2 separate regions of the Homo sapiens genome follow, and region 1 is linked to region 2. A link is a contact called in ENCODE Hi-C or POLR2A ChIA-PET data. All regions are on one chromosome and are shown on one strand. The core of a region is the stretch at or near the end of the contact, and the rest is flanking DNA. Distances in the headings are between cores, read along the strand shown.

Region 1 (2,700 bases), core at 125-2,624, 120 kb after region 2:
TAATGTGCATTATCTCTTTTAATCTTCATCATAACCCTATGAGGACAGTAATGTTATTACCAGCTATTAAAGCTTGTGATCTTAAAATGTAGAGATTCAGTATGTGAATGTAAATATTATTTGCACCATTGATATTTTCTAGCCTTTCTTTCCCTCCTTTCTGCCCAAAAACTGACTTTCTGGGTAAAAAATTTTAAATAAGCACTTCAAATAACTAAACTTTTACCCCTCTTCAGATTTCTGTGTTAAGCTTCTAAGAATCAAAATATTTTCTGAGATCTATCTATCTATCTAGTGTGCGTGTGTGTGTATATATATATATATATATATATATATTTATATTTCCTGGAATTTGTTTTGTTTTGCTTTTGGTATAGAGTCTCACCCTGACACCCAGGCTGGAGTGCAGTGGCATGATTATGGCTCACTATAGCCTCGACCTTCTGGGGCTCAGGTGATCTTCCCAGCTTAGCACCCCCACCCCCCGACCCCCTCCCCAAAATAGCTGGGACTACAGATACTCGCCACCATACTCAGCTAATTTTTTTTTTTTTTTTGGTAGAAACAGAGTTTTGTCATGTTGCCCAGGGTAGTCAAACTCCTGGGCTCAAGGGATCCGCCCACCTTGGGATTCTGCCTGCCTCGGGATTCCAGGAATGAACTACCGCACCCCAGCCTAACTTCCTAGACTTTGTAAAATGCATCTCTTTAGAAGGGACTACTTGACCAGTGCTAGAGTTAAGGCATGACCAACAATTACTGGATTCGATGTCTCTGAGAATTTGGAATATTTAATGAATCAACCACAGATCAGGCAATGGGGTAAACAAATAGAAGGAAAAAATCTCTGCTATCCTCTCGCTGTCATTTAAAATATGAAAGCAACTCCCATAGGATGGAGATGGAGTCTAGGATTTGCACCTGTAGTAGGAAACTTATTGAGGAGTCACTTTGTGGGGTGTGGGAGGGCAGTGCTGTTTTTTTTTTTTTCCTAGGTTCTTTTGACTTTGTTGAGAGGAAAGATAATAGTAAAGATTATTGTTCAATTTCCCAAAGTATGGTGTTCTTTGTCCTGCAGTGGAAAATGTAGCTTTTCTCTAACTTTCTTTTTACCTCCTGACCCATCTCACTTTGTTCCCCACTAGGAAAATGTTGACTGGATTCTGGCTAAGATGTGTGGCCTCTTGGGAGAGTCTTGTGCCAGAGCGTTCTGTGTAGGAGGCTCACTTTAGGCCAATTTATTCAGGCAGCAGGTCAGGCTAGGGCTGTTGGCCAGAAGTGCTGTGCGTCCTCTGTCTTGGAGACATGGAGCTACTTGGAGCTGAGCTACCGTGTGGTATTAGTAAACATTTCCCGCCCCTACACACACTTGAGGAGCAGAACTCCCCAGAGATGTCTGTGTCTGGTCCCTCACAGCTGGGTTTTCACAGAGGCTAGATGCTCACTTAGCAATCTCGGCTGTGATTCAGGATAACCACAGCCTGCTTCTAGCTTGCTCTTTGATTTTCCTATTGGGAAAGAACAGTCACAGTAAAGCAGTATCTAGGAAGAGGAAAGCCTTCACCCAGTCAGACTTCTGCACAGAGTCCTGTTATACCGCCACTGGGCAGGTGATAGTCGTAGCAGCTAAAGAATGGGGAACAACTGGGGGTGCTCTGTGGCGTTGATGTTAAAGCTACAGAGTCAGGTTTGACCTCAAAGCAATTTCCTAAATTACTAAATACACATAACTCTTATTGTTCATGCTTTAATCCATGGTCTTTGGCATATTATTGGCCTGTTAAATGCTAATAAACCTTTGTTTCTCAGCATGTAGTTTACATGATGGGGACTTGATTAAGAAAGTACTTTCAAGCATCTTATTTCATAGGAAACTTTATTAGAGATAAGATAAGACCCATTCAAATATGCATTCTCTTAAAAATGGGTTGTGAGTTATTCTCAGAATTCTCTGCTGTCTGTCCTTTCCTGTACTCCACTTTAGCTGTTTGGTATCTCTGTTCCAAGAAATTCAGAGCACCTGCCATACCACATCTTAAAAGGAGGAAATGAAAGAGATAAAAGAGGCTCGTTTAGAGGCGAGCTGAGTTTATTTTGTAAATAGTTTTCTGATGGCTCAATCAGGGTTCCTTTCACTTTAATAAACTGCATTCCTCATATTCCCTAGTGTAATTTGGCCACATACTGATCAGGTATCCGTATCAATTGGGATAATTTCATTATAAACTTGTTTTTACAAAGCTAATCTTCACTCTCATTTTAAGCAGCACAGAGTTCCTGGGATCAGTCACAGACATTTTCACCAGACTTCTAAGATGCTGTTTAATTCAGTTCCAATTGTTACTTTAATGCTGTTGAGATGCTAGAAGCTCTCCACATAATAGGCCAGCTGCCTAAGCGTAACACTGATGACCTTTCGTAGGACTCAAAGATTTTGTTTGGGATTGTGTCTTCAGTAATTCATAACAGGTTTTGTTGCTTTTTAAATCAAACATAGTAAAGATTTCCTTTTATGCTCTCCTTTTAGCTACTTGGCTTCTGGAGTGTTACTCTGTTTTCCTAAATTTACAGTAGCTGCCAGTCTTGTGCTGAGTTCTCCTCCAAGTACACTGAATTGTGCAATTCTTGCTTGGCCCAGTTTTGGACAGGCATCTTTCCCAGAACCAAGTGGTCTTCTCAGAGGTTAAACAGTTTTGGCAA
Region 2 (2,700 bases), core at 85-2,584:
AGTCTCAAATGTTTAGGAAAGAGCTTTCTGAACACTATGGTCATTATGGTCATTAATAATCTTGTCTTAACCTCAGCGTTCAAATACAACACCTTGCCCGGAGATATATGATTCTGAAAATGGAAACTTCTACGTGAGCTACAAGGATTTTTGAAAATAGTAGGATAGTCAGAGTTTGGAAAGGCGACGAGAAGAAATATAACCTATTATGCAGACGTATGTCACAAGTCTGGGTACAACCCAGGAGTGAAGATGGAGTGCCAGAGGAATGGTGGGGACCACCCCCTTAGGCTGGAGAAACCCAGCGAGATTGGAGATTTTGACAGGTTGTGGGTTTTGATCTTTCTTTTCTTTGTCCCTTTCTTTCTTTTCTTTTCCTTTCTTTCTTTCTTTCTTTCTTTCTTTCTTTCTTTCTTTCTTTCTTTCTTTCTTTCTTTCTCTCTCTCTCTCTCTCTCTTTCTTTCTTTCTTTCTTTCTTTCTTTCTTTCTCCCTCCCTCCCTTCCTTTCCTTCCTTCCTTCCTTCCTTCCTTCCTTCCTTCCTTCCTTCCTTCCTTCCTTCCTTCCTTCTTAGATTTTGACAGATTGTGGATTTTGATTCCTTCCTTCCTTCCTTCCTTCCTTCCTTCCTTCCTTCCTTTCTTCCTTCCTTCCTTCCTTCTTAGATTTTGACAGATTGTGGATTTTGATTCCTTCCTTCCTTCCTTCCTTCCTTCCTTCCTTCCTTCCTTCCTTCCTTCCTTCCTTCCTTCCTTCCTTCCTTAACAGTTTTGCTCTGTCACTCAGGCTGGAGTGCAGTGATGCTAACAGAGTTCACTGTGACCTCAAACCCCTGGGTTCGCTGCTTCAGCCTCCTGAGTAGCTAGAAATGCAAGAGGCCACCACCATGCCTGGCTATTTTTTTTCTGGCTTTTTTTTTTTTTCTTTTTTTTTTTTGTAGGCACCAGGCCTTACTATGTTGTCTAGGCTGGTCTCAAACTCCTGGCTTCAAGTGATCCTCCCACCGCAACCTCCCAAAGTGCCGGGATTACAGGCATGAGCCACCGTGCCTGGCCTTGACTTTTATCGTGAATAAAGCTGTTAAAAATAAAATATTAGAAAAGTCACAAATAATAATTCAAAGTTTCAGGAAGAATTAAACCATATTTAGGTAGTATCTATAATTGATTAAAAGAGAAAAGCAGAGCCAGGAAAACTAGTGGAGAATCTATCATAGCAATCCAAGTATGGAGTAATGAGTTCTTGGAATGTGGTGTTAGTGGGGAGAATGAAAAAAAGAAAAAACAACTGTGTTGATTCACAAAGCACTTGAAGGAAGACAGGACAGTATGGAGCTTGATGAGTCATAGGTTAAAGTCAAGATGACTGGGAAACAGTGACTCACATCCACTTAGGTTGATCAACTCTATGCGCTTCTTTAAAGTGTTTTTCTCTTAGTGGGTTACCAACAAGTGAGGAGCTTTGTACCGTGATGCCCTGTTAACTTTGCTTCTTACTCTGAAATGTGATTGTCTTTTATAATGAGAATGGTGACTTTATTAATTTTTGTGATGTCACCATCCTTGTTGTCCAGGTATACAAGCATACTTTTGAGGGTTGACTTATAGGCAATCATGGATTACTTGATTCTGTTTTTTTCCAGCCCTTACTACTCTTCCCTGACTATTCACTGAGGGGGAAGAAAATAGTAGAAGGAGATTATGGGGTTTCATGCAATAAGGGATTTCATATATTTTCAGATGTTTAGTTACATAAGGTATACGCTCTGTGTTCACAATTCCTAACTGGGGAAAGTAAGGACTTTACTTAGACTTAGGCCACCTCCCACTCTTCCCCAGTCATACGTAATTAATTCTCTTTAATTATTTCCTTTGATTATTTCTTTATTACACATTTTTTTCTTAGTTTGATGCATAATTGCAGTTACTATCATTAAGTTTTGAGTCCTCGGGGAGATTATTTACACCTGGAAGCCAGACTTTTAGGGCGGCTTCTCAAAATTTTTTGGAAAGAGATGGAGAAAAGGAAGGAAGAGAAAGAGAAAAATAACTTGTATGTAGGGAGATGCAGGTATGTGTATATATATATACATATACATAAATACACACACTTATACATGTGGTCAAAGAGAAAACTTGACTAATTATTATGAATTACACATAGTTAACACACTACAATGTGTGTGCACGCACACACACACAGATGTGTGCAGATGCAGACATCAGGAGGTCTGCATCAGGAGATGCATCAGGAGATGCAGATATGCATCAGGAGATGCAGGTATGTGTATATATATATACATACATATATACATATACATAAATACACACACATATACATGTGGTCAAAGAGAAAAGAAAACTTGACTAATTATTATGAATTACACATAGTTAACACACTACAATGTGTGTGCACACACACGCACACACACGCACACACACAGGGCGCCTGTCTGGTAAAAGACTGAGAAATTATCTATTATGAATGTTTTATTTTTAAAGTGTATGCATATATCTATGGTATTGACAATGTTAGAGAAATGACAGTCTTTTTGTTGCCTTTTGCTAGTTCTGGACATAAGAAGTTTCCTCCTTGAGCAACATAGTGTTGTTTTATCAGAAATGAAGCTGATAGTGAAGTGATAAATCATTTTCTGTGGAACTGATGCTTCAGCCAAGAGAAAATGACAATGAGGTAGAGCT

The links. Hi-C counts contacts between places; a loop is a spot of excess contacts on that map. ChIA-PET counts read pairs that join two places held with the same protein, here RNA polymerase II (POLR2A). Pooled maps may share reads with other maps.
Region 1: a pooled map shows a loop between it and region 2 (5-fold over the local background). The contact joins two enhancer-like sites. A Hi-C loop is called at or near these places in 5 of 50 pooled maps. POLR2A ChIA-PET finds 5 or more read pairs at or near these places in 3 of 52 experiments (BJ, activated CD4-positive, alpha-beta memory T cell and naive thymus-derived CD4-positive, alpha-beta T cell).

Annotation. Positions count from the first base shown.
Region 1 is chr7:115,007,322-115,010,021 of GRCh38, forward strand. All of the region lies in intron 4 of MDFIC (MyoD family inhibitor domain containing), which reads left to right. Among named protein-coding and RNA genes, the nearest start is that of LINC01393, 70 kb to the right of the region's middle. Within about 2 kb of position 1,375, at least 20 of the 41 ENCODE cell types and tissues checked have a DNase peak (open chromatin) inside an H3K27ac peak, as active enhancers do.
Region 2 is chr7:114,888,482-114,891,181 of GRCh38, forward strand. No RefSeq gene overlaps it. Among named protein-coding and RNA genes, the nearest start is that of MDFIC, 32 kb to the right of the region's middle. Within about 2 kb of position 1,335, at least 2 of the 41 ENCODE cell types and tissues checked have a DNase peak (open chromatin) inside an H3K27ac peak, as active enhancers do.